2 separate regions of the Mus musculus genome follow, and region 2 is linked to region 1. A link is a loop called in an ENCODE intact Hi-C map of the cell type or tissue named here. Cell type or tissue: heart. All regions are shown on one strand. Links, peaks and the distances in the headings refer to the core of each region. The heading gives the core; the rest is flanking DNA. Region 1 holds the start of B930025P03Rik (RIKEN cDNA B930025P03 gene). Region 2 has its middle 30 kb from the start of 3930402G23Rik.

Region 1 (9,680 bases), core at 960-8,959:
TACGGAAGCCCCCAGTAGCATCAAACTGTCTGTGCATCATCTCTATGGTATATAAAAATCTCTCTCTCTCTCTCTCTCTCTCTCTCTCTTTCTCCCTCTCCCCCCTCCCCTCCCCTCCTCCCCCCTCCCCTCCCCCCCTCTCTCCTTCTCTCTCTCTCCCCTATGTGTTATGAACACTGCATCCCTATTCCCTGCAAGACAATACTGTCAGCAGGCATGGGAGAATTTTGGATAGCTGATCATAGCGTACAGAGAGAGAGATGAGAGCTGAGGCAGGGCTCTTCTGTATGCTTCCCTCCTGGAGGTGCAGGGGATGCTGGGAGAGGGAATGGAGAACTATGTTTATGAGGTATTAGAGCACCTGAGGTACAGCTACACTTTTAAAAGGTGTGAAAGTGTTCCTGTACCATATCAGCCTTTCACCTAACACAAAATGACATTGGTTTCTTGAAATCATCAGTATGACCTGCTCCCATTATTCCAGGCCTTCTCTGGTTATATATACACCATGGTAGCTTCTGTCAATGTTAATTCAGGTATGTGGCCCCTCTTAGGAACTGGTAAAACAAATACTGATTGTTACACTTCTCCCTGCCTGACATCAGAGATCTATAACTCCCCTCCCCCTGGGACTTCAGTATCTGGGATATCTGCTCTAAATCAGTCTAAGGAATACTTTAGAACCCGTCTTTGTGAGCACACTTACTCTCTCAGAGGTTCTGGCCCTGAAGGCCTGGAGCCGAGAGACGTTCCTGAGAGTCACTGCAGCTTACCTGAGAGCTTGTCTTTCTAAAAGAGAATAAGCAAGACAAGAAAACACGTTTCCTTTCATCCCAAGAAGATAGTGATAGAAGGCATGCAGCTTTCTGGGGTTGAAACACCTGCTTCAAGATGAACAGGAGCTGAGGTTGTGGGAATCCCTGAGGAGCACAGATGCCACACAGGTGTCCCAGGAGAGCCAGACTGCCCTGAAGGTTCACTACCAAGGACAGCATGAGGTCCACTGGTCAGTGTGGACACTCTGTCACTGACTGTCGCTTGGGGACAAGAGGGTTGTTTCTATCACTGAGGGTAGAGCAGCCATGGGTACCCCTTGGAGGTTCAGGAAAAGTCAGCCTTGAGTTTTTAATGCTCATGAGGCCATGTGAGCCTTGGGAGGTCACAAGGGACTCTCTCTGTGATTCCCCGAAATACTCCAAACTGAAGCTTTCGTAAGAACAATGCGCTTCACATGGAATATTCTGGAAACGAGGTATGCAGTATCAGAGTGAGAAAGTTTGGGGTCTGGTGAACTGAGCTTCTGCTGGCAAGATGTCCCCTTGACGTCACATGGCTCTGGGGACAGGAGGAAGAAATGTCTGACTTACTCATGCCCTAACCCTATTATGTCCCAGTGGGGATTGAGTTTGAGTATGAATGTGGGGGAGACACCACACAGAACTCAAACATCCAATCCCCTCCAGGTATTTAGGATATATATGAAAATCAAATGTTTACCAATAATAAATCATGATGGAATTTATGTTTAAACAATCCTTAGTGTACTTATAATATTACCAATTATTAAAGACAAAAGCAAATTTCTAATCCATCCAAATGATGGGTGGGCTTCTTTGTTTTTTGCATTAAAAGCAAAAACTGTGGCTTCACACACTATGCCACAGGACAGAGTATCTTCGAGAATTTCCAGAATCTGTTGATATTTTGATTTTATAGCCATACATGCTGAGAATACTATTTTACAAAGCACAAAGTCCAAAAATGGCCCAAGTATGGTTAGAATCTCTTCAATAGTTGTTGGGAAATTTCTCTTAATTTAAAGCTAGAATGTATCTCTCTCTCTCTCTCTCTCTCTCTCTCTCTGTGTGTGTGTGTGTGTGTGTGTGCGTGTGTGTGTGTATTTTATGAAGCTCAAGTTAATGACTCAAACAATAATTATTAAAAACCAAACAATAAAATTCAAAGACAGATTTATCTGAAGCTTGCAGGCTGAGGAGCGACAGTAGGAACACAGTAAGAGTTTGGTTCCCGACATTGACTCATTAGCAAAGTTCCCACACTGTGTATTCAGAACCAAGGCTGCAATGAGGTCATGGAAACACCTCAGAGACATTATGGTTTTGAATTAACTCTTGGCCATTGCATATTTAGAAATCTTTTACTGTTCCCAATTTTTTTCATGGCCCCCCAGATGCTCCTACATGACCCAGTACAAGATTGTGACCCCAGTTTTATAAAACTAGGTTAACTGGTCCTCCATTCTATCTGTACTAAGCTGTCTAACCTCTGAAACTTATTTGTATGTCCAAAACTACAAAGTCCAAGATATAGCAGACTTCAAGATCCTGGTCTTTACTGGCTTGTGCCCAGGACTGTGGAGTCAGGCAAAGCCTCGGAAGCAGGTCTATGGAGATAATTATGGCTGCAAGATGATAGACAGCATCTGTAAGCACCAAAACAGAAGAGGGGTCTACAGACATGAAAACTCTAGGTCAACCGGTCTCAAGCAATGAGTGGAGGTCAGCTTCTGAGACTGAGTGAGACTCGTCACAAACTCAGGCTCGCAGCTTGTCTACATAGCAAGGCAGGTGGCAAGTGGCCATTCTAAAGGACCGAAGACAGGTCACCCTTGAGCTTAGGATAGTGCTACCTGTAAAGTTCAAGGACAGGGGCCCAGCCACTGAATATGGATGCTCCTTAGATGCCCACGCTCCCAGCAAGCACAAGCAAGACAATGCCTAATTCAGTTCTCTCGTATCAAACATAAGCACCTTCTATTCGGGGAGTGTAATAGTTCACCTCTTTGTGCTTTTGGAATTGAAAACAGCTCCCAAACACACGATACCAGAGGGCAGCCCAATTTCTCCAAGAGCAAGAAGACTTTGAAGTAACCCCAGAGAATGTGTACATGTTAAAGACATTTTATTTGGGCCTCAATTATCGACTACATAATGTGAGACCCTTAAACAGAAGTATGCACGCAAGCCTGGCTAGCAGTTGGTAGAAATGTGTTGATCTCAGAAGAGCTTACTTGCCCTGGCAACTGTGGTTTGTGAGTCACCAAACCCACTGTCCAAGGTACCTATAAAGAATGTAACTACTGTGCACAGGAGCATGGGCTGTTAACTGCGAGCCAGCCAGAGGCAGTAGAACTTGGCTTGCAGAGGACGGATGGAATGAGTGCTCACATCTTGGATAGAAGCAGTGAAGAGGCCTGGAGAGAAAGGTGAACCTGCAGAGGAGAATGTTCTCATGGCTGCCTTACCCCCCCCCCCCAACACACACAGCTGGGTGAGCCTCCTGCAGCCGGTTTTGAAATGCTCCCCCAGATCCGTCACAAGGCAGAGGTGTCTTGCCCCTGTTGCCACTGTCCTGAAGTTTGAGAAAACATGTCACTGGACGATCTGCAGGCTGAGTCATACACTCAGTGTAAACATAAGATGGATCCTAGTGACCATTCCATCTTCCCCACTGGTGACATGGTAGGAAAGCCCTGCAGATGAGGTACACACCTGCACCAGGGTCGTAAGCTGTGTTCTGACACTCTGGCATCTGCCTCCACTTGATACATACTTCCTTGAAATGATTTCCAGTTTTCTTCTAAAAGGAAAACAACACATTTTTTTTTAAAGTATTTATTTTAAAGTACCCCAGTAGTGCCCTGCTGAAGATCTGTCTTTTCCCTTTCATCCTTGGCCAAAGCCCTGATGTTGTGAGACAATGCTTGCCACCCCCAGGTACAGCTGACGTCAGAGCCAATCAATAGTCTTTCGATGTGATGATTTTGAAAGACATACAAATGTACTAGCTTTGCCAAGCAAGTCAATGTCTACAATTTTGAAGGCAGCTTGTGTCTACTACGATGGATAAGAAAAAAACGGAGAAATCTCTGAAACAGCAAACTGACCCAGTCATTCACCTGCAGACTTCATTTTAAGGTCATTTTTCCATTCTCATAGCGAGAGACCTGAGCGTAAAAGCTCGTGACACCATCAGAGCAGGTGATATACAATATATCCCACAGCCCAGCAGCTCCTTGTTCCCCAGAAGATGGCTCCATCTCCACAGGGCCACTGCTCTGATGCATGTAGACAGGTGACCTGGAATACCCAGTTTCACAACCCTTCACTTGTTAGCTGGCCGGTTTGTGGTAAACAGGGGCAAGTCTGACTTGTTTTCCAGAATCTGTTGCCCTTTGTACACAGATAGGAGCACACAGTTTACATGGAGTCCGAAGTCCAGGCAGGAAAGCACACACAGCTAGGAATGCTCAAACTCACAGTTTGCCTACCTGGTTCAGATATTCCCATTGCAGATACGGGAAGGCTTGGCAGGACCAGGTGGGCATGGGGACCAACAGAACACAATGATTGTCGGGAGTTCTGCTAAAACCTGACATTCCTGCCTGCCATCCTCAGGCTGTGCCTTTTCATTCTGGTGCGGTCTGAAGTTCTTCACACTTTCCCATTCATTAGCTGGCTATGTGCTCGGTGACCTTTGTATAAATGAGATAAATGAAATCATGTCACTTTAGAAGAAGTGATTTAAAGGGGCTCAAACAGCCTCATGTACGGCTAGAGTTACAAAACCACTTGGAAAATTTCCTATTCTGTTGTTGAATGGCAACCACAGCCAGGGGAGGGCAAAAGCGGTTCTGACAGTGTTGTGACCAACTTGCTCAAGCATTTCTGCCGCCAAGGAACACCAGCTGTAAAGAGTGCTCTACCCTACTCAGAGAGGAACAAGGTCTATCCTCCTCAGAAAACTGAAGCCAGGAGACAGTCAAGCGCATCCTAGATCCAGCCCTTTTGGCATGGAGCAGCCTCAGAAATGCATAAAAACAATGTGGAAAGTGAGAGGTCTCTGCAGAGATCTCTGTCTCTAGGGATAGAGAGCCACCCTCTCTCTCCTTCAGCCATGCGTGCACTGAATGGCTTTCCAGCAACGCTCTGCCTGAAACTTCAGCCTCTGAACTGAACCCTGAAAACCTCACTTACTAATGTGTGTCTTTCCACGCTGTGTTCTCAACTGTGCTGGTCTCACAAAAGAAAAGCAGCCTCCCAGAACAAAATGGTGCCCAGAGGTCCCAGGACTCAGACAGCACCGACGTGTGTGCGTTCTGCTGACCTTCAGTATTCAGGACCGGAAGTATTCTAGCTGCCCAGTCCCCGCTTCTCTCCTGTCACACTTGCCCTCAGCACAGCTGCCCAGCCCACAGCTTGTAAGTTACCTTGCTTAGGTGTTCTCCCAAGTTCTGCAAAACGAAAACAGCATTAAAAAAATCACGTGTGTGTGTGTGTGTGTGGGGGGGGGGGATAAGTCAGAGATGCGATGGCCCTGACAGAGGTTAATGTTTCGTGTTGGCAGACAGTACCCAAATTACAGCTTCAAGGAACCAAAAGTTTGGGAGGCCCCAAAGGAAGGGAGAGATGAAGTTGGCTCTTCCATATCCAATCTCCACATGAAAAGAATCTGAGGTGATTAAAACAAAACCGATGGCAGCTTCAGAGCACTTCAAGCCACGCCTCCGGATATCTCCATCTGGGAGCTAGGGGAGCATCTTCCTACCTGGTGATGTCATGGTCAGTGAGCTGGAGGACAACAGTTATCTGTGCGCATCCCGAGTCTCCGGGAAGCAATAGACGAAGGAGAGATGGTAGCTAGGATGTGTCTGCTGGCTGATTGAAACATCAGTGGAGTCTTGGAGGAGGACAACCCCTCCCCGAGACAATATGGTTGCTCATTTGATGGAAATAGAAGGTGACATGTGAAATGGACATTCTAGCACATTTGATATAGTGCTACGTTAAATTCCGCCGGTAAAATCTATGCCTCCCTTCGGGTTACCCTGAGAACGGTGAGCTGAGAAGAGACGCATGTAAAAGTTCTAGCTAGGTTGGCTGTACAGAAAGCTCTTGAGTGCCTGTCCCTGCTCTCAGTATTGGGGTCACAGGCACACACAGACATGCCTGTCTCTGTCTCCCAATACTGGAGTTCAGTAAACACAGCCATGCCTGTCCCTACCTCCCAGTATTGGGGTTCAGGCACATGCAGCCACACCCATCCCTGCCTGCCAGTATTGGGGTTCAGGTGCATACAGCCACACCCATCCCTGCCTCCCAGTATTGAGGTTCAGGCACACACAGCCACACCTGTTCCTGACTTTCAGTATTGAGGTTCAGGCACATACAGCCATGCCCATCCCTGCCTCCCAGTTTTGGAGTTCAGGCACACACAGCCATACACAGCTTTTAAATGGGTGCTAAGGTTTTTGAGCCCAGACCCTCATCTTGCAGCGCACAATGCCCTTTCCTACAAAGCATCTTCCAAGCCCTAAACAAGGGGCTTACAAATGTCCTCCCAACAGAGAAATGACAAATTCACAGTAATAAACAAGCTAATATACCTGACATAATCATTCTGCAACACATCGTATTATACCCCACAGATGTGCACAATTATGATCAGTTAATTAAAAACACAACAAAATGAAGGAGAAAAGGAAGAAGAAAAATAAACAACCCTGACTATACTAAAGTCCAATACAAGAGCTACTCACACCCTGAGTAGAAACAAGGTATTACAGCAGAGAACAGAAGTGAGCATGCTAGCTGCTGCAGAGCCTGCCCCTCATTTCCACCCCTCATACCCACCTCTCATCCCCACCTCTCATACCCACCCCTCATACCCACCCCTCATACCCACCCCTCATGCATGCATACAGTCGGCATAGGAGTGAACACTACAGGTAGTTAGGTGTGAGCCATGGTAGGTGGACGAGTAAGCGCTGTCCAGGCTGGACCCTGGCTCACTGCTTCTTGCAGTTGGCTCTATATCCTCTGCCTCAGTCATGCTCAGCTCCCCACCCCCACTACAGACACCTCCAGCCACACATTACCCACTTGATTCGTGTCTCCTCACCTTCTCGACCATCCTTATCTGTTCTAGAATGGCGTGTGTGTGTGTGTGTGTGGCCACTGAGAGTACATAACAGATTGCTGTTAACTAAATGGGAGGCATGCAAAAACCGGATGTCTAGAGGTCCGGTCTTGTTTTCCCTGAGGACTATTGCCATGGCAACTGGTGCCTTCTCTCTCTGTCCTCAGATGCTCTCTTCCCTGGTACCAACATGCCAGTTTCCCAATCTTCTTAGAAGGACACTTGTCATATTGGATAAAGGCCCAGCCTGTGGCCTTGTTTAACCTTAGATATCTCTTTGCAAACTAACTCCAAATACAATACAGTTGCACAGAGGGTTGGTATACCAACAAATGAGTGAGTGGAGGCTACAGCTCAGTCATGTATACATGTATGTACACACACATGTACACCCACATGCCCATAAGATCGATGCTATTTTGATGTGTCAGATGGCTGTTGGACATGGTGGTGAAGCAGCTATTCTGAAGTTCTGTGCACATATGTGCCGTGTGATCTATCTTGGTTTTCCCCATATGCGTGCCGAGTGATCGATCTTGTTCTCCTCTTGGAATTTCACCTCAATGGTTTTCACCACTCCTTTATAATGCACTTAATGGAATACATTTAATTGCTCACCTGTTCTCTTTCGTTCATTTCTTTACAAGCATGCGCTCTTTATAAGTCTTTAGAGACACCCAGGACATTGCGACAACTTCTACAGCCTCAGGTTAGTCCCAAGAGGCCCGTGCTCCTGCTCCGTATGCTCGGCCTTCATTTAAATCAGCACACATTTGACTTTGTTCCTTCAGTGCCTTTCTTTCATCTCAGGCCCTCCACGGAGCAGGCCCCTCTTCTTCATGAAGTTTTCAGACTTTCCATCAACTAACATTTCCTGCAGCACACTAGCACTTGTCCAAAAGTGCACTGGCATGCCCTCGCTGTGTCTCTGCATCAGCATTCTAGGCTGACTCTGTTTTCTTCCCAGAACATAGAGAATCTTCCACTGTCTTCCTGAGAAAGGGGTAATTTGTCTTGCTTCTTTGGCTGTGTCCCTTTAAGAGGAAACTCAGATAGAGCGTGCTGCTGCCTTTTCTGTGAGGATACTGACAGGTCAAGATCTCGGGTTAAGACGGGTCAAATAGGTTCAGCTCTTCCTCTGTCCTTGTGTGTCTGGGCTGGCGCTGATTCCAACCGCCAGTGCCCTCCACTAATCAGCTGCTCCCATTCACTGCCACAGGGCTGGCTTCGGTTCTGGAATCTGGTCCCTTCCTTGGAGTGAGGCGTCTTCTATTTTTATTCAGCATATCAAGGTGTTTGCAGTAGCAGAATTCTGGGTGAACTTTGCCAGCACAAAGTTGCAACCAGAAGCCCAACACCCTTGAGGTCTCTCTGTTGTGTTTCCAGTCCTTCAGGTAAATTGTATTTCTAAGAACTGAAGAAGAGCTAAACATTAGGGATCATGTTAATCATATTCCATATATTTCAGAGAACAAATGCTTGAAATAATCATAGAATATTAATTTTGAGAACTAAGGCAATCAGTGGAGAATACTTGTATGTCTGCACCAAATGGTTGGGATAGGGAATGGTCATCCTGTGTCTTCGGTGACATGATGACAAGGTGTTTCAGCATTCCCCATTGAACTGTCACATGTTTTCCAAGGTTTCTGCAAGAATAAGGGGTACGATAGGCAATGTCCGTACAATGATGAACTGCATGGTCAACCAGGGCCATCACTATCACCATCACCAACTGCAAGAGTTCATGGCTTCTGCATGGTCTCATGACCATCTTCAGGATGGTCTCATGATCGTCTGCAGGGTAGTCTCATGGCATTTGCAGGGTGGTCTCATGACATTCTGCAGAGATTCTTGGCTATATGCAGGGTCTCACAACCATTTGCAAGGCCTCATTGCCATCTCCACAGTCTGATGACCTTTTGCAGAGTCTCATGGTTGTCTGCAGGGTCTTATGACTTCCTACAGGGTCCCATGGCCATCTGCAGAGTCTCATCACTGTCTTCAGGGTCCCAAGGTCTTAGGGTTGTTGGTTGGTTGGTTCCACGGTCATCTGAAGTATCTCAAGACTATCTACTGGTCCCACAGCTGTATTGAGAGTTCCAGAGTTATCTGTGGATCTCATCACAGTCTTCAGGTCTCACATCTTCTGCAGTGTTCTGTGGCTGTCTGAGCTATCTCATTGCCTTGCAGAGGGTCTCAAGGCTGCGTACAGGGTCCCACCATCATCTGTCATTCTTTCTTTCATTTCCATATCTCCAAACTCTCGCCACTGACTCTGGAACTGAACGGATAATGATTTACAGTTGTCATTAGTTATCAATGCATACAAGCTCTGTCTTCAAAACAGACTTGCATAAAGATAAACTAACCTCTTCATCCCAAGGAAATTATGGTCCTGAATAAATAAATTCAAAAAGGAAACTGAAAAAGAAAATCCACCACAGAGCCATGTGTTTTTGAGATAATAATTAAAGAGGCTTTCTGAAGATCAAAGTGTAGCTGGGCATTGAGGTTCATGCCTATGATGCCAGCATTTGGTAAACTGAGACAAAAGGATTGCTGGGATCTCAAAGCCAACCTGGAGCTACATAGTGAGTTCCAGAACAGCCTAGATGCTGTCTCCAATGAAAATAGTAAACACTAAAGGTGTTTCCCTTGGGTTAAGGAAGAGCTTCATAAGAAAGGCAAGTGGGGACCTGGGAGGCACTTGGAAGGATAGCATGAGATACAGAGTAAGA
Region 2 (9,680 bases), core at 792-8,791, 78 kb after region 1:
ACATACACACACATATCTACATGCACACACACAACATATACCACACACACACCATACACACACCACACACACACATACCACATATACAACATGCACCACACCACACCACACACACACACACACACACACACACACACACACACACACACACTACACCACACCACACCACACCACACCACACCACACACTCCTACAGAGCAAGGCAGGGTGGCTTCTCTGCAGGTGGCACATAAGCCACTCAGCACCAGCCCCTGTCCTTAGGTCACAGGCTCTCGATGAATATTCATGAACACCTGAAGGAGAAACAGCTAGTTAGAATGTGTATTTTATCCTGAGTAAATGAATAAACGGAATCAAGGGCAGAACTTGACAAGTAAGATTTCACAGGAAGCTGACTCTCAGTAATTAGCTTGTTATCAAATTCACTTGTATAAAAATAACAGCAAATGCACGCTGCTGGCAACGTGCCAGGCATTCATGCCAGAGCCTTGCGCACCGGGAAGCGCGGCAGGCCACACACCCCATTTCACAGATGAGGAAACATAGCCGGAAGAGGTTGGCTGTGTGCCTGGGACCTAGCAGGAGTTTGGCTTCCAGCAGTCTTCCAGAACTGCCCTCCACGCCTCTGCTGGGAGCTTGCTGTCAGCACAGGCTCATTAGAGACCTTGTGTTTTCTCGACTGCCTGCCTCAGTTGCCCTACACCTCATCTTGGCTGAATTCTGCAGGTTCTGTTTTCAGGTATCTAGCAGAGAGCTTACCCCAACGACATCAGGTCATGCTTTCTCTGACTCTCTCAGTGCAGAATGGCAAACATTATGTTACACTTGATCTCCTCTTCCTTCCGTAACAGAATATCTGAGTTTGGAAACTTCCTACCTCAAAATCTCTAATTGATAAGGTTTTAAAAAGAATCATTGCCTCAGACACCTGTAGAGGCCTTGAAACACAAGAATTCTGCCATTTGAAGTCTTGTTTGTTTGTTTGTTTGTTTGTGGACAGGGTTTCTCTGTATAGCCCTGGCTGTCCTAGAACTCACTCTGTAGACCAGGCTGGCCTCAGAATTCAGAAATCTGCCTGCCTCTGCCTCCCAAGTGCTGTGATTAGAGGCTTATGTCACCACTGCCTTTCAAAGTCTTAAAGATGTGTATTTTTAAGGGGCTGGAGTGATGGCTCAGTGGTTAAAGAACACTAGCTGCTCTTCAAGATATATGAGTGAGTCTAAGTTCAGGATTTGTGGCCTTCCTAGGAGAAGCCTGCTATTGGAAGCTGGCTCTGGGGTTTTAAAACCCACACGCCATTCCCAGATTGTCCGTCAGTGTTATCTGTCGGTTGTTCCAGATGTGAGCAATTGGCTCATGGATGCTCCTACTGCCTGCTACCAGGTTTCCCTGCCTTCATGATAATGGACTTTTATTCCTCTAGAACTGTAAGCCCAAATAAACCCTTGTCTATAAATTGCCTTAGTCATGGTGTTTCATCATAGCATTAGAGAAGTAGCTACAACAGATGAGTAGCTCTCACATCAATGAGAACACTCAAGGTGATCCCTCAGGTGAGCTCACAGCTCGCTCAGGTAATTGTAAATTGTCACATGCCAGTGTTTAAAAGGAACCATCACACACCATCAGGTGACCTGCCTCATTCTCCACAGTCTGGGAGAGAAGGACGCACTGGCCTTGTGCCCTCCACAATACCTGATAGGGTATACTGCTCAATATGTGCTTAATAAATCAGTGAATGGACTAGGCTTCAGGAACCAACCTGTAGTCCTAGCACGTGCAATACAGAGGCAGAGGATCTTAAGTTCAAGGCCATCCTGAGCTGCATGGGGAAACCTAGTCTCAAACCAAAAGAGAGAAGGAGGAAAGGAGAGTAAATTACAACCTAAAATAATTGGCTGGGTGACCCCAAGGTGACCAGCTGTGACTACCAACCACTCTTGAATAGTTACCATTTATCCTACAGTGACAGTCGTCTGGAGATGCTGACTTTCAGAGAATGGGCTACGTTTTTTCTGTGTGCATAAAGACATCTGACATCTTGCCAATACACACATGAAGTCATTCAGCTTAAAAGCAGGACAGAGTGGGATTTGGGGGACATACTGCAGATGGTACTGCTTTGAGGAGCTACATGAAGTCCTACTGGTTAGCAAAGCAAGTTTTCCTACAGGACTCTCTCTCTCTCTCTCTCTCTCTCTCTCTCTCTCTCTCTCTCTCACACACACACACACACACACACACAACAACAACAACAACAAGACTGGCCTCTTCTCCCAGACACCTCAGTTATCTACTCTAACCCTGGGTGAGAGATAGCATGCCAAATGGGACTGGCAGAGAGCTTGTTATTGCCAATAGTGGGTAATGGCATGTCTCTTTATACTTTGCTATTTGCTCTTGTGTGTGTTTAACTGCTCATTAAAAATGTTTTTTAAATCAGAAGCCTAATATCCATTGGGAAATGAACATGTTCCTCAAAGTTGGCTTAGAAGACAATGGTCCAGGAATAGGTGAGTTGGGGTCCTAGAAGGGTTTCCCAGAAGGTTTTCAAAAATGGGCAGGCAACTTGGGGTGTGACCCCTAAACTCCCATAGACCACCCCTGCCTTCCCTTTACCAACAGTAAAACATGGCACCAAACAGGTACGTCCTTTTTGCTTCTGGGAAATAGTAATTTCCTAACCTGCAGCACAACGTATTCTTCAGAGGAAAGAGAGAGAAGAAATAAAACTGGGAAGAGAAGAAATGCCACCCCTTGTTGGATACCAGGAGTCAGAAGCAGGTCAAGAGTTAGAGGCTGGTCTGGCTTACAAGACCCTGAGTCAAAATCCATCCATCGATAATTAATAAAAGAAATATCAGGCCAGTTCAATCCCTAGCACTACAGATTGATGGTGGTGGTGGTGGTGATAATGGTGATGATGAAGGTGATAATGGTGATGATGAAGGTGATGGTGGTGGTGGTAGTGGTGATGATGGTGATGATAAAGGTGATGGTGGTGATGATGAAGGTGGTGATGGTGGTGGCGGTAGTGGTGATGATCATAATGATAAGGATAGCAAGGATGATGATGACATGTTAATAACATTGGTGGTGATGATGGTAACGATGCTGTTGCTGAAGATGACTATGAAGGAAAACCTAGTAACCATTAATCATTCACCAATGTTTTACAAGTTCAAGAAGACTAATACTATGTTTGCTTCCTACCAAACAGACTTCCCCTAGGGATAAGGTTGGCTACCAAGAACTAGCGGGAACTACTGACTTTAGCTGCTGTATGTCCCTCTCTTGGGGTAGTCTGTAGTCCTACCCATGGGGCATTTAGCTATCTTCTTTAGCTAAAACACAGGGCAAAGCTTCCTTTGAGAGAACACTGTTGTCATCTGTGTTACCTGTGGTGTTGGTCAAGTCCAAGCCAGACATCACCACCCTGAACGCAAAAGGACCCTGTACAGAGCCTGCTCCCTGCACGGTGTGCTGACATCCTGACTGAGATGTCATAAATACTGAAATAAGACAAGACAGGGAAGAGAAACCTCCCTGACTGGAGCTACTCTGTCTATATTCCTAGGTGCAAGTGCAGTGTGCAGTGATCGGATGATTTGAGAAACAATCCCAGAAACATTTGAATGATCAATCAATGTGATTACAATCCTTGCGAAATTAGAACAGATCGGAAAGATTGACATAGGTACCACTGACGCAGATTCCAGCAGAATAAACCCACTGGGAGGAGAGATTGGTATGCCTGCCGGTGGCCCCACCCCAAAGCATGTCCAGATACCTGTGCAAACAGGTGACAGGTGTTGTAATAGTATTTTAAGCTCAAAGTGTAAGATACAGCCTTCTGCCTCTGAAAGCACAGTCTGCCCACATGTCCAGTCATGGAGCCCACAGTTGTCTTTCCCACGCCTGGCCTTATCAGGGCAGCAAGCAGCGTCAGTCCGGCTCCAAGATTCTGTTTTAGATGAAATCAAGTCTTGTGTAGCCAAGACACAAGTGGATAAGCCAGATTTCAGGCTGGAATTACCGAGATGGACTCTGTACGTCCCAGGGAAGGAATAGTACTGAGAGCCCTGAGGATGAGGGAGGGAGCAACAGAGTCCACAGCTGCAGGCTTGGGGGGGGGGGGGCGCTCTAACTAGATGGGGATGAAATGGACTGAAACTCAGCATGTGAGCAGGTTAAAAGATAACAACCTCCCTCCCTCCTCCAGCTCCTTTCATGGGAGCATTTTTTTTTCTATCTCAGAGGCCCTTTTGGAAATCCAATCCTCCTGGGAGTCCTCACACGTCTATTATCAGCTAACACTTTGGGAGAGATTAGCAGGCCTGGACAGAAGACAAGAAGGGATGTTTGAGATTCAGCCCAGGCTACTGCAGGGTAGACAGAACAGCCACCAGTCTACAGCGGCCTTTCAAAGCTCTGCATCCTGTGAGCCAGGGCACGACTCCTAGAGGGCCTGCTCCATTCTGCAGTACACCAGCTCCCACGTCATCTGGGAAACAATTTCCATCAGCTTGGAAAAACAAATAAAACAATGAGTGCCTATGTATAGCTAGAAAGCAGCGGCTTTGTCCTTAGAACACTTTTAGACGGCCACAGAGCAGTGTTTGTGTAGATGAAATCTGAATTTTAAAACCATAAATGGGTCATTTTATCGACACACGAGGTAGAGCGAATGGAAGGCAGTTCCCCATCTCCACTCGGAGAATTCCTCAGGTTCTTGAACCCTGCAAGGAAGATGCAGAAGGAACAGGGATGATGGGTTCTTCTTGCTACTCTGAGCACTATATGTGATGTCCTCGTGGGCTGTCTACATCACCTTCAAACCCTGCTGATTGCTGGGTGTGGCTCTAAAGACCCCAGGCATTTAGGAACCTGTGTCACCCTGTGAGACTAAGGATGTCCCCGTGCTGTGTAAGTGAGCTAGGCTGCATGCTCTGAATCTGGGTTTTACTGTGTGTTAATAATCCAGTTTTTCAGACTCTCTTCAGACCATAGTCATCTGGATCCATAGGCACTGACTCTGCACATGAGAGTACCCACCGTGACTCTCGGGACCTCTGAGCCTTCTCCCAGAATCGGGCTGAACAAGCTTTGCACTGTTGAATTGACCTCTTTGGATCCATGCCTGTATTATGACTGTATTGTGGAACCTAGTGGCCTTTAGGATCACCCCAAGAGCTGTTGAGTGAGGATTTTGTTAACATGCCCTGAATTCATACCATGTCAGCATGGCTCCCCTCCTGATGATGCAAAAGCCTGTGTCCTGGAGAGAAGACACATGAGAATTCTGCAAACTCCATTTTCCTGTAGATCCTCATCTTCTTTGCCATAATCCTTTACGGTCATTAGATGCAGGTAGCAAAAGACAAGCAAATGCCATTCCTACTGCAGCTTCATGGTTCAAGGGCTGAGGGTATTTGTATACTCCAGTGAATGTTAAACTCATTTTAAAGTGACCATGAAGACAAAAGACGTTTGTCCCTGGGTGCTTTCAGGACACACACTTCCAGGTCTGCCCTAGGCCCTTAAGGGTGGAGTGATAAGGACAGAAAGTGTCTTTCGCACAGCAATACTATTCTAACTGGCAGGGACAGTAATGCTTACCCACCACAAATACTGTTGGCATTTGGCTTCTGCTGGTAACATCCAAGGCCACAGCATCCGTGTGGCCTCAGACAAACCCACGTGTCCCTCCACTGGAACTCTGTCTCCTATAAAAACTGTCAACTGGCCACAAGGATGTGAATCCTGCCTGTTCTTAAATCCTGTGGGTACAGGTTGAGCAAGGTGAAGAGCATTGGTGGGTAAAGACATGCCACTTAGACCATGGGTGACGTCTCCTGCAGCATTTACAACCCTCCACCAGGCAGTCCCAGTCCTTGCAGCCCTCTCTCTCCTTCTGCCTTGCCTCTCTGCCCACTGAGGTCTGGGGTGGCCTCAGTTTCTCACCTGAGCTAGTGAGAAAGTACAATTGCATAAGTGAAGGGTATGCACGATAAAGCCAGGCTGGTTTTCAGAAAAAGTGGGGTGTTGTGGGGGTGGGGGCTCCAAATTCTTAGGCTGTAACACTTCTAAATTGGAAGTCACATGGCAACGCCGTTTATCGTGCAGCCTCCGGATATTTACAAACCGTTCCAGACAGAGTCCCACAGATACACAAGAGGAGCAACTCAGAGGAGGGGATTAGCACAGTCCCTGGCCTGAAGATCTGAAGTAAACGATCTTACCCTGTATGTGCTCAGCAAGGGCTCCAACACTGTAATAAAGTCCAGCCCTCTTTTCCTTAGAAGCAGGGTCTCACTGAGCCCAGGCTGGACTCAAACAATGAATAAAGAAAAAAGAGATTTATTTATCTGTATTTTATGTGAATGATTTTTTTTTACCTGCCTATAGTACCTATGTGTACCATGTTACCATGTGTGTGTGCTTGGTGCCTACAGAAGCCAGAGAGAATGTCAGATTTCCTGGGACTGGAGTTACGGATGGTCCAGACTCCATTTGGGTGTTGAGAATCAAACTCAAGTCTCTTGGAAGAGAAGGCAATTGCTCTTAACCGCTGAGTCATCTCTATGGCTGTGGATCTTAAACTTTTGACTTATCATCTACTTCGGCTTCCAGAGCACTTGGGATTGCAAACCTGAGGCTAGACCTTTTACTTTCTATAACACTGGTGGGAAACTCTATCATTTCATTTAGAAACACTAAACACCTATTGTGGCTTCCCTAATAAATTAATATGGTAATCTGTATACACGTCAGGTCAACCTCCGGAAAAGCAATGCATATCAAATAAAAGAAATAGTAGCTCAGGAAAACTCACTCCCAAAGACCACTGGGTGGGTTAGAAGAGGAAGCCATTGCTATGGTACAGGGTCAGTAGCCACCAACAAGGGCACCAAATGAAAAACCCTTAGTTACCTACTGCGGGGTTAGAGCAGGAAAGAGGCTGCAGTGCCGCATTCTCACAGAGACCTTCAGACCCAACCCCCACCGATCTGCTGCCACCACCCCTGACCCACAGGACAAGGAGCCGGGCTGGCGCTGAAGCCACACTCGGCTGTGCACTATGAACAGAGATCTATTCATAAAAGGACTGCTGCACACAGCACCAGGCTGCCTTTGTTCGGATCACACTCCTCTGCTGCCAGAAGTAACAGCAGGCGTGTGCGCTTCCGATCCGAGGCAGTGGCTCGCCTTGGAGATCACCTTCTCCTAGGTGGCACACTTTGGGCTTTTGGAGACTGGAGAGCCACGCCACTTCATACCGGGCCCCCTGACTTGGAGAGAGCTTACGTTGTGGTGATGATGCTGCTGACATTTGAGACACAAGAACAATTCACAGTGGGGCCGTGCAGGGCTGGGATCCAGCCAGTTGGTATTCCAGGGAGCCAAACAGGAAGAAAGTCACACACCATGAGAGCAAAACCCAAGAGGCCCTGGTGTCTTGGTGATGGTGGTGCTGAGCCCATCCAGGGCAGGGTCAGACCCCAGCCCCAGATCTGTAGGTCCCATTAACTGGGGCGGGGGGGGGGGCGAGGGAGGATAACGCAGATGCTAGTCAAAGCATTTTGCTTTTAAGGGCAGATCGCACAGGGCTACTGTGCTATTTATCGCTGGGTTTATTGCACTCTTTGCAATAACTTTAGAAGCCACCAAAAGTACTGCTACAGCTTGGGTTCTACAACTCAAGGATCTGCCTACATCTAAGCTTGGGGTGGTTGTCTGGAGTTCTGTCTCCTTCTGAGCACTGAGAATCTATCACTGGCTGTCTCCCTTCCTTTTGTCTTCCCTCTGTACATCTGCATGCGTAAAAACTTCCCTCTCAGTAAGGGCTCCCTTCATATTGAATTAGCATCCAGGCAAGGCTCTTTAACCCCGAAGATCCTGTCTCCTAAATACAGTACTGGGGGCAGGGGTAGGGGGGTCACTTCAATTCAGCACATGAACTTTGAGAAGACAATTCAATCAATCCACAACACAGTTTCTGAAAATAGTAATACAGTCGTGGCTGTGCGCAGAGGACATTCGCTGGGCAATCTCTGAAAGTGAGAGGTTCTGCTTCGTTGCCTTGGACAGAATGAAGAATGAGAAGCCACACAAAGAAAGGGATGTGTGCGCTAATGGGGGCCATACCTGAGTCCAGCAATTGTAGCTTCAAGGGCTGGTAGGCCTCCAAACATTTAGGGGAAGCAACAGATGGGAGTGAGGGTCCCAGGAAAAATCTATAAGGTTATGACCAATGCAGGAGTGGGAGGCACATTCAAAAGTCAGAGCTACCTTTGCCCTGTGGGGGGCTCCAAGCTTCTGGACACATTTAATTACTTGCAGCCAGGCAGGCAGGGGCAAGGTGCTAGAGATAGGGCTGCTCTCTCCCTGTGGATATGGTTGAAGGCACGCAGACACCGAAGCTGGCCACATAGAGACCCAGTCCTGCATCTCCTCACCTAGGGGCCTCTCTTGGATGAGGCCACCTGAGAGACGGACCCAGAGAAAGCTCTGCTGCTAGGTTATCCGGCAACCTAGTTGACAGGAGCGTCGGAGAAACCCGGCTCCGGAAGGAAGAAGCAGCAACAGAGTGGACAGCTGCTAATACTCAGAGACTCTGACATTTTGTTTTTACTACCAGAGAAAATTAACTTTACTCTGAAGGCTAAACCTTTTCTTAAGAAGTCATACACCACTTAGTACACGCCCACTGGAAAAGCCAAGTTATAACTACCAGGTAAGGCGCAAGAATGCCCTTTGAATCCTGAGCACGCAGCTCCTCCTAACTCAATCCTGGCTGGCTATGCAGGGCCCCTGTGAGTCCTACCAGGAAATCTCATGTTCTCTCTTTAAAGGAATTCTTGGAATTCCGCTGGGCCTCTGCAGGTCTCGGGAACAGATGCGGACTGGGCTGATTAATGGAAAAGGGCTCCAGGCCAGCAGAGAGAGTGAAGAACGCTTGGTGGGAAGGGACAGCCATAACTCTCCTCCTGGTGCATAACATAAGTAAAGCAGGCTCCTTGTCCCATAACTGTGTTGCTGCATTCAGCCGGAGTTATAGAAAGGACAAAACTATGGGATATAGCTCCTGCCTTGCTTTAGAAATTGGGCCTTTTAAGTCACCACACACAGTGGTGTTTGCTTTGTGGCATTTTCACACATGTTTTATTTTTCTTGATGATCTCCCTTCTGCCACCTCGGCTGGTCCCCTCCTCCTCCCAGGAACTTCTCTCGTACATCCATGTCACATCTGTTACTTCACCTGTGTAAGACCTACTTTTCCCTCCTCACAGTCTCTTACAGTTTCATGAACTACACACATGCTACATGCTACACACTACAGGCTACACGCTACATGCTACATGCACATACAGGAAGTGTTGCTGTCTGCAGCATGATATGGCACTCTGACTGCAACCTCTTTTCATCTTATAAACTTCAGTGTGACCTCAGGTACAGAGTTGTATAAAGTGGGTGTGCAAATCAAACACTGACAACAAATCATAATGGAATTTGTTCCAACACAAGTCTTCGGTACCTACATCTCACCATTTATTAAAAGTGAGAAAGCACATTTGCATATTAATGAGATGGATTTGCCCATTTATTTTTACATAAAAAATTAAAACCCAGCTGACTATTTGACAGGGTCTCACTACGTAGCCCTGTATGGCTTGGAA

The links. Hi-C counts contacts between places; a loop is a spot of excess contacts. Peaks named below come from ENCODE experiments on the same cell type or tissue, not always from the same donor. Only the 100,000 strongest peaks of a DNase experiment are listed, where the experiment ranks them.
Region 2: it touches region 1 in a loop (1.9-fold over the local background); 1 of 42 quality-filtered maps calls a loop at or near these places.

What each region holds. Positions count from the first base shown.
Region 1 is chr8:10,875,491-10,885,170 of GRCm38, forward strand. B930025P03Rik (RIKEN cDNA B930025P03 gene) reads right to left here and starts at 6,964. Exons shown (of 6, transcript NR_040705.1): 1 at 6,922-6,964; 2 at 4,292-4,495; 3 at 3,513-3,597; 4 at 707-789. In heart, for the core only: a CTCF peak has its summit at 4,056 (motif pointing right); a DNase peak (open chromatin) is centred at 8,161; H3K27me3 peaks cover 2,776 bases.
Region 2 is chr8:10,953,329-10,963,008 of GRCm38, forward strand. No RefSeq gene overlaps it. Among named protein-coding and RNA genes, the nearest start is that of 3930402G23Rik, 30 kb to the left of the region's middle. In heart, for the core only: a CTCF peak has its summit at 4,447; no DNase peak of the experiment used is centred there; H3K4me3 peaks cover 1,285 bases; H3K27ac peaks cover 4,914 bases.